Linked DNA regions of Homo sapiens: region 1 is linked to region 2. Evidence: chromatin contacts called from ENCODE Hi-C or POLR2A ChIA-PET data. All regions are on one chromosome and are shown on one strand. Each heading gives the region's core, a stretch centred on a gene start or an enhancer-like site at or near the end of the contact. The rest is flanking DNA. Distances are from core to core; before and after follow the strand shown.

Region 1 (4,332 bases), core at 304-2,803, 310 kb before region 2:
AATTCTTCATTTACCTTATTCTGAAATTCAGAGACGTCCAGGCTAGAAATGGAAATTTTTTTTTTTAAGCATTATGAGTGCTATTTAAGTCACTTACGGATGATGCTATCTAGGGAGAACACATAAACACAGAAGAGTTCCAAGAATCAAACCCTAAGGAACTCCAACATTTGGAGGGTGGATCCAGAAAGAGAAGGCAGGAGAGAGGAGAGAAAGCCAGTGCCTGAGGGGAGCCAGGAAGGACTCACAAGACAAACACAGCCTAGAACTGTGCTTACATTGTGCTTGGAAAAAGAAATAGACACCAGATCCCTGCTTCCTGTTTCCTTATGTGAACCCAAAGTATCCGAGACAGGTCTCAACCAATTTAGAAAGTTTATTTTGCCAAGGTTGAGGACACACGCCCGTGACACAGCCTCAGGAAGTCCTGACCACATGTGTCCAAGGTGGTCAGGGCACAGCTTGGTTTTATACATTTTAGGGAGACATGAGACATCAATCAATATGTGTAAGATGTACATTGGTTTGGTCCAGGAAGGCGAGACAACTCGAGGTGAGGGACGGGGCTTCCAGGTCACAGGTGGATAAGAGACAAACAGTTGCATTCTGTTGAGTTTCTGATTAGCCCTTCCTTGTGGAATTAGGTATTTCCTTGTGGGCAAATTATGAGCAAGGTGTGTAGCTTTTTTTTTTTTTTAATCTTTGTAGCTCTCTTATTTAGGAAATAAAATGGGGGGCAGGTTTGCCTGAAAGTTCTCAGCTTGACTCCTTGGCTTAGTGATTTTGGGTTCCTTGGAAAATGATTTATTTTCCATTCACACTTGTGGCAGGAAGTGGCCCAGACTCATGGAGTTTCAGTGTCAAAGTCTAGGCTGGTATAGAGGGAGCCCATGTGCTTGTCTAAGTTTATTCATTTGTCTACACTAGCAGGTGACGGGTGGCTGGGCACAGTGGCTCATGCCTGTAATCCCAGAACTTTGGGAGGCCGAGGTGGGTGGATCACTTGAGGTCAGGAGTTCAAGACCAGCCTAGCCAAGATAGTGAAACCCTGTCTCTACTAAAAATACAAAAAATACGGCCGGGCACGGTGGCTCACACCTGTAATCCCAGTACTTTGGGAGGCTGAGGCAGGTGGATCACGAGATCAGGAGATCGAGACCATCCTGGCTAACATGGTGAAACCCCATCTCTACTAAATACACAAAAAAATTAGCTGGGCGTCATGGCAGGCACCTGTAGTCCCAGCTACTCAGGAAGCTGAGGCAGAGAATTGCTTGAATCCAGGTGGTGGAGGTTGCAGTGAGCCTAGATCATGCCACTGCACTGCAGCCTGGGTGACAGAGCAAGACTCCATCTCAAAACAAAAACAAAAACAAAAAATTAGCCAGGTATGGTGGCACATGCCTTTAGTCCCAGCTACTGGAGAGGCTGATGTGAAAGGATCACCTGAGCCTTCATCACTGCAGTGAGCTGTGATGACTGAACAGGGTGAGTCAGCTCGGGGGCAGGTGCCCACAAGCCTTTGAGAGAGGGAGTCCACTCTGAGGATGGGTGGGTGGGGCTCAGGCATTGTTAGTCATATTCTTGTTCTCATTTCCTGTTTTTTTTTTTTAATCTCTCTCTGCCACTTCCTTTGATTACACCCATTTCTCCTCTTTCTACCTTACTATCTTCCCCCGCCAGAAAGCTAATTATGATTTCAGCAATCATTTGTCCCCATAATCCCATGATAATAAAATGTCCTTGTCCTCATCAATTACTATGCTGATTTATTTATTTTTTTTTTTTTTTGAGACAGTCTCCCTCTGTTGCCCAGGCTGGAGTGCAGTGGTGTGATCTCGGCTCCCTGAAACCTCTGCCTCCCAGGTTCAAGCGATTCTCCTGCCTCAGACTCCTGAGTAGCTGGGATTACAGGCACGTGCCACCATGCCCAGCTAATTTTTGTATTTTTAGTAGAGACCAGGTTTGACCATGTTGGTCAGGCTGGTCTCGAACTCTTGACCTCGTGATCCGCACACCTTGGCCTCCCAGAGTGCTGGGATTACAGGCGTGAGCCACTGCTCCCGGCCAAATTTTTTTCCTTCACATCTCTTTTGAATGCTTGAAAATTGCTGCCAGATATTTTTGTTTGTTTGTTTATTTATTTTGAGGCAGAGTCTTGCTGTGTCGCCCAGGCTGGAGTGCAGTGGTGCAATGTTGGCTCACCGCAACCTTCGCCTCCTGGGTTCGAGCGATTCTCCTGCCTCAGCCTCCCAAGTAGCTGTGATTACAGGCGCCCACCACCACGCCAGTCTTTTTGTATTTTTAGTATAGACGGGGTTTCACCATGTTGGCCAGGCTCATCTTGAACTCCTGGCCTACCAAAGTGCTGGTATTACAGGCATGAGCCACCACGCCTGGCCTGTTTGAGACAGAGTCTCGCTCTGTCGCCCAGGCTGGAGTGCAGTGGCATGATCTTGGCTCACTGCAACCTCCACCTCCTGGGTTCAAGCGATTCTCCTGCTTCAGCCTCCCAAGTAGCTGGTACTACAGGCGCCCACCACCATGCCTGGCTAATTTTTGTATTTTTAGTAGAGACAGGGTTTCACCATCTTGGCCAGGCTGGTCTCGAACTCCTGACCTCAGGTGATCCACCTGCTTCGGCCTCCCAAAGTGCTGGGATTACAGGCGTGAGCCACCATGTTTGTTTTTTGAGATGGAGTCTCACTCTGTAGCCCAGGCTGGAGTGCAGTGGCACGATCTCGGCTCACTGCAACCTCCGCCTCCTGGGTTCAAGCGATTCTTCTACCTTAGCCTCCTGAGTAGCTGGAATTACAGGCACATGCCCCCACACCCAGCTAATTTTTGTATTTTTAGTAAAGGATGGGGTTTCACCATGTTGGCCAGGCTGGTCTCAAACTCCTGACCTCCAGTGATCCACCTGCCTCAGCCTCCCAAAGTGCTGGGATTACAGGGGTGAGCCACCGTGTCTGGCCTACTGCTGGATATGTTTTATTTTTTGTTTTTGTTTTTGTTTTTTGAGATGGAGTTTTGCTCTTGTTGCCAAGGCTGGAGTGCAATGGCGTGATCTTGGCTCACTGCAACCTCTGCCTCCCAGGTTCAAGCAATTCTCCCGCCTCAGCCTCCCGAGTAGCTGGGATTACAGGCATGTGCCACCATGCCCGGCTAATTTTGTATTTTTAGTAGAGACGGGGTTTCTCCATGTTGGTCAGGCTGGTCTCAAACTCCCGACCTCAGGTAATCCACCCTCCTCGGACTCCCATAGTGTTGGGATTACAGGCGTGAGCCACCATGCCAGGCCCGGATATGTTTAAGAGGATTTTGTCTCCATGGTGGGGAGAAGGGAAAGATGAATCCCCACCCTAAGGCCTAACAGTAGTTCAGGGAGGTACAATTCTATGCAGAATGGTCTCCAGTGTCTAGCCTGACAGGCCAGAAATACAGGTAGCTGACTCATTGGGGAAGTTCTACCATTTAAAAGAAACTATCCTTTTCCTAATTATAAATGTATATTTTGTAGTAGAATTGGATTCCTGAAACTTTAATGAACTTGTGGATCCCTGGGGGGCCTCGTGAGGTGGCAGTATCTGACTTGGGAGGGCTGTGGTGGGGTTGGGATGCCGCATTTCTAACAAGCTCTCTGGTGGTGCTGAGATCACTGGCAGACAAACCACACTGGGGACTATCAAAGACTTAGCAAACAAACAAAAAATAGCTAGGATTACAAAAGCCAGCTGTAAATTTGCCTTCTCAAAAGGGACACTGCTTTCCATTCCTCTCTCCACGCCGGACTAGGTCAGGGCTCCGGGCTTCCCTCTCCAACGTCACCCACAGCATCGAGAGAGGGAACAGATGGAGATGAGGATGTAGAGTTGCTGGGGAGGCCAGAGGTTTGGAATGAGTGAATATGGGGTGGGGAGAGGTGGCCAGGGAAGGAGAAAATCAGAAAGGAGTCTCGTCCTGCTGCTGCCTGAGATAACTGATGATTTGCCTCCTCGCCTGAGATGAGTCAGGCGCAGGGATCTGCAGGATGAAAGGGAGAATTGGGGCAAGAGCTCTGAGTGGGTGAGAAGCTGAGAAAACAGGTGAGGTGGACCAGACCCAGAAATCCACTTCTCCACCCTCCCCTCCAAGCCTAAGTCTGGAGAATGATAATCCAAGGGATGCCCCCTGCCAACCCCCCATCATCTCTCAGTGCTCTCCCTGGAAGGATGAAGAGAAAGCCCTGAGCTTGCTTCTAGGGTGGGAAGCCTTGGTGCCTGGGACTTTCCACTCTAGCGTGTGTACGAGGCCATTCTTCCATTGCTATACAAAAAAAAAAAAAAAAACCGG
Region 2 (4,877 bases), core at 1,497-3,996:
TGTGCATACTTGGTTGGTGATCTGGCTTGTTGTGTGTGTTAGTGGAGCAATGGCTGCTGCTGGAGGGGAGAAAGGAGAAGAAGAGAAGGGGGAAATCAAGCAGAAAAAAAAAAGAGGAAGCATTGCGCCCAAATAGCCAATGATGTGCATCTATGTAAAATTATATGTGGCTGGGCGCGGTGGCTCACGCCTGTAATCCCAGCACTTTGGGAGGCCGAAGCAGGTGGATCACTTAAGGTCAGGAGTTTGATACCAGCCTGGCCAACATGGCAAAACCCCATCTCCACTAAAAATACAAAAATTAGCTGGGCATGGTGGTGCATGCCTGTAGTCCCAGCTACTTGGGAGGCTGAGGCAGGAGAATTGCTTGAACCCGGGAGGTGGAGGTTGCAGTGAGCCGGGTCGTGCCACTGCACTCCAGCCTGGGTGACAGAGTGAAATTCCATCTCAAAAACAAAACAAAACAAAACAAAACAAAAAACAAATAAAATTATATGTGAAACAGAAAAAAAAATAAGTTATGCAGAAAAGGCTAACTACTTGCTTCCTGATATCAGGAGGCTTCTCTTTAGCTTTGGTTTCACCAAACTTATAGCAGTGGGGTGGAACAGCCTTGAGTGATGCTGGCCTCCAAGAAAGATCAGGACTCTCCATCATGGTCAGCTTTCCTTTCTCCTGAGTGTGATGGGGCAGGGGTGAGGGCACGCTGGGAACCAAGTTACTTATTAATAATAATAGAAACAAAGGTGGTCCTGAGGACCTTATCAGAGACTCTCAGGGGTTTAAAAACATAGATGGAAATTGAGTGAGAAGGAAAAAGTATGGCAAACATACAACGTGGCTGGGTACAGTGGCTCACACCTGTAATCCCAGCACTTTGGAAGGTCGAGGTGGGTGAATCACTTGAGGTTAGGAGTTCAAGACCAGCCTGGCCGACATGGTGAAACCCTGTCTCTACTAAAAGTACAAAAAATTAGCCAGGTGTGGTGGTGCATGCCTGTAATCCCAGCTACTTGGGAGGCTGAGGCAGGAGAATTGCATGAATTGGAGGGCACCATATTCACTCTGGGATCTAGTACAGATCCAGGAAGTGAGCCCCACGTTCATCAAAGTGGTCTGCTATATGATCTGTGAAATGTTAAGATGTATTGTAACATGTATAATAGAGAAGAGGCCCATGGTGTGGAAAACATCATGTGGTGGTCATTCAGAGCTTGGATTCTGAGATCAAGTGGCTCTGGGTTCCAATCTGCATTTGCTAGATACAGGCTACTTTCATGAGACTCAGTACGGTGGCTTAAACAGGAAAGTCATGGCCAGGCATGGTGCCTCACACCTGTAATCCCAGCATTTTGGGATGCTGAGGCAGGTGGATCACTTGAGGCCAGGAGTTTGAGAGCAGCCTGGCCAACATGGCAAAACCCTATCTCTACTAAAAATACAAAACTTAGGCTGGGTGTGGTGGCTCACGCCTGTAATCCCAGCATTTTGGGAGGCTGAGGTGGGTGGATTGCCTGAGGTCAGGAGTTCGAGACCTGCCTGGCCAACATGGTAAAAACCCATCTCTACTAAAAATATGAAAAACTAGCCTGTGTGGTGGCAGGCACCTGTAATCCCAGCTACTCGGGAGGCTGAGGCAGGAGAATCACTTGTACCCAGGAGATGGAGGTTGCAGTGAGCTGAGATCGCGTCACTGCACTCCAGCCTCGGTGATGAGAAACTCCGTTTCAAAAAACAAAACAAAAAACAAAACTTAGTCTGGCATGGTGGCATGCGCCTGCAATCACAGCTACTTGGGAGGCTGAGGCAGGAGAATCGCTTGAACCTGGGAGGCAGAGGTTGCAGTGAGCCGAGATCACACCACTGCACTCTAGCCTGGGCAACAGAGACTCCGTCTCCAAACAACAATAACAACCACCACCACCACCAAACCAGGAAAGTCGTGCAGTTCTCAGGTTCACAATCCAGATAGTGAGTGGAGCTAGTCTGGTGGATTGATGGTGATGGACACCCAGGCTCCCTTTGTCCCTCTGCTGTCCTGTCCCTTATCAGTTCACCATTACATTTGCCTTCAGGCTGTTGAAGGGAGAAACAGAAAAAAGGAGGCTCCCCTCCTTTCCTTCTAAGTGCTACACTCAGAAGTTGAATGCAGTCATTGGCTAGATTCCAGTCACGAGGCCACACCTAGCTGCAAGGAAGGCTGGGAGATGGGGTTTCGGACAAGCAGCCACCCAGCCAAAACATCCATGACTGAGTAAGACAGGAGTTGGCCTTAATCCCCAAATCACACAACAATAGCCTTATAAGCCTAAGAAGGAGTGGCAGCATGAACTCTGAAAGCATGTAACAGGGAGCCCTGATCCAGCCACAGGGCTTGGGGTGAGGAGGTTTAGGGAACTGACTTTTTCCAGAGGAAATGATTTTGAGCGGAGATCTGACAGGTCACTGGATGAAGCAAAGAAGAGGGTTCCAGAAGGAGGAACACTGCACAAAGGCCCCAAAATGGGAAGGACAAGGCATGTTTGAGGAATTGAAAAAAGGCTTAATTTAAGGAGAAGCATAGATGGGGTTTCTTCCCAAGGAATGGAGCCTGGCTAGTGAAAGATATTCCAGCACGAGCACCAGCTCTCACAGATACCATTTGTTTTCTGTGGCTTGGAAACATCCCACGGTGGTTTGTCTGGCAGCCCAGAGAGAGCTGACATTGGTTTGAGAAGGTCTAATTATTCCTCGTCTAAGACTTGTGTAAATGAGTAAAGTCTTTGTGTGGGTTGCTTTAGAAGAATTTGGCAAAGTTGTGTGCCTCGTTTGTGTTATTTATAATTTTAAGAAAGCTTAGGAAACAGTTTTAGCATCTTGTCTATAATATATTGAAATGCAGTGGCTTTGAAAATCATTTGCCTTTTTGAATTAAAGGAACAGATCGGCAATTGAGTAATGGATCCACCCTGGGACGTGGGAGGTGAGAGCAAAAGTAGTTGTTGACTCATCTCCATGTATGTGTGGTAACACATGAAAATCAGTTTCATTACTTTATAGCTTCACCACCTATTAAAGCCCTGTAAAGTGTGAGTCACAGGAAACTTGAGGTACTGGAATTTGAGAGAGCCCAGTATAAAAATTCATGAAATCTTTCTGCACCACTTACTCTACTTTTAGTTATTGCAACTGGGTAATCGTTTTTTTAAATTTTAATGTGCTTCTCCTTCACTTTCCCAAGGACACAACCTGTACTTTAGCTGGCTCCAGGCGTCTGTCTGATTAGGGAACATGCACATCTGTTATGGGAGGAAAGCCGAGAGAAAGACTGGGTAATTTCGAATTTTTGGCACTCAAAACCAGGATCAGGCAGCTGGCTTTCATCTTGAAGGTGGATTTTGCACTTCAGCATCTTTATCACACTCAGAAACCGGGGCCTGGCTCAGTTTAGGAAAAGGCAGTGCAGCATAGAGAAGATACTCCTAAGGCGAGCTGCCAGAGAAGATGCAGAATGCCCAGTGAATTTTAGATAAACAATGAATAATTTGTTAGAATAAATATGTTCCAAATATTGCATGGAACATAATTACACTAAAAAATTTGCTGTTTATTTAAATATAACTGGGCATCTCGTATTTTTTTTTTTTTGATAGGGAGTCTCACTCTGTTGCCCAGGCTAGAGCGCAGTGGCGCGATCTCAGCTCACTGCAGCTTCCATCTCCTGGGTTCAAGCAATTCTCGTGCCTTAGCCTCCCAAGTAGCTGGGACCACAGGTGTGTGCCACCATGCCTGGCTAATTTTTTGTGTTTTTAGTAGAGATGGGGTTTCATCACATTGGCCAGGTTGGTCTCGAACTCCTGAGCTCAAGCAACCTGCCTGCCTTGGCCTCCCGAAGTGCTGGGATTACAGACGTGAGCCACTGTGCCTGACCTGTATTTTTATTTGTAAACCTGGCATTCCCACCCCTTAAGGCTAGGACAGCTAGATAAGTACCACTCTATCTATAGTGGGAAAATAAACCAGGAGGGAAGAGTAGAGTGTGCTAGTCATACTGACAGGCCAACCTTGAAAGCCCCTTTCTCTATTTGAGCAGAACCCATTCCCACTAGAGAATCAGAAAGTACCAGATCTTGCTTTTCCAGCTCCTTGAGCACAACTGAAGGCACAGGCCAGTCAGGGACATCTTCCCTAACCCTGATTGATGAGAAATCAGGGGTTTGGAAGAAGCAGGTGCGGTACAGAGCAGATGATGGCAGTGACCGTAGCCGCATTATTGATCCCGTGTTGTCAGTGGTGGAACTTGTGGGGTCCAGCACAGAAGTGTTTCTAAGGCTTTCTTGTGGGCAATTGTTCCTGGCTGCAGAGCCTCAGTGCCTGGCTCTGGGCCTCTCAGGTTCCTGCAAGCCATCCAATATCCTTCTGATAAATTCCTTTGCTCCTTAAGTCCAGCAGCGTCGGTTCTGTTCCTTGCACCTAAAAACTGAGTGATAAATGAAATAAAAGCCTTTTGAGGTGTGAGGAACTGTGGAGAGAACAAGAGGAGTGAGATGGGAAAACAGAGTGGGCAGAAACGTGCCTGGAGAGCAGGTAGTATACAGTAAATCAGGGGAGGATAGGGGCCTTCTTACAGGATGCCCCTGTACCATTCTGCACTCACAGAGCCACTTGGGGAGGTTGCAGCCAGTTTTGATTCATAAGGACCAGTTTCCATGCTGATTGTATGGTGCTTGTACTTTACTGGCTTTTAAGTATTTCGAATGACTCCCGGGTGCACCCATTTCATCTTGGACAGTCTCTGAGAGTTAGTTGTTTAAAGCCTCCCTTGATGCCAGTATGTTACAGATAAAATCTAGAGTTTAGCTGAGGAGATTGACATAATGGAGGAGCAGTAGTTCCAC

The links. Hi-C counts contacts between places; a loop is a spot of excess contacts on that map. ChIA-PET counts read pairs that join two places held with the same protein, here RNA polymerase II (POLR2A). Pooled maps may share reads with other maps.
Region 1: a loop to region 2 is called in a pooled map, with 7 times the contacts of the local background. The contact joins two enhancer-like sites. A Hi-C loop is called at or near these places in 3 of 168 maps with a recorded cell type or tissue (CD14-positive monocyte, aorta and naive thymus-derived CD4-positive, alpha-beta T cell), 4 of 37 single-sample maps with no recorded cell type and 13 of 50 pooled maps. POLR2A ChIA-PET finds 5 or more read pairs at or near these places in 5 of 52 experiments (CD4-positive, alpha-beta memory T cell, H1, WTC11 and 2 more).

What each region holds. Positions count from the first base shown.
Region 1 is chr13:45,364,757-45,369,088 of GRCh38, reverse strand. The region is part of intron 3 of TPT1-AS1 (TPT1 antisense RNA 1); the gene reads right to left. Among named protein-coding and RNA genes, the nearest start is that of TPT1-AS1, 26 kb to the right of the region's middle. RefSeq lists an enhancer at 1,110-1,616. Within about 2 kb of position 1,553, at least 12 of the 41 ENCODE cell types and tissues checked have a DNase peak (open chromatin) inside an H3K27ac peak, as active enhancers do.
Region 2 is chr13:45,053,865-45,058,741 of GRCh38, reverse strand. It overlaps LOC107984596 (a long non-coding RNA gene), which reads right to left. Exons shown (of 3, transcript XR_001749861.1): 2 at 4,104-4,459. Among named protein-coding and RNA genes, the nearest start is that of GTF2F2, 64 kb to the left of the region's middle. RefSeq lists enhancers at 2,034-2,328, 2,058-3,257. Within about 2 kb of position 2,746, at least 13 of the 41 ENCODE cell types and tissues checked have a DNase peak (open chromatin) inside an H3K27ac peak, as active enhancers do.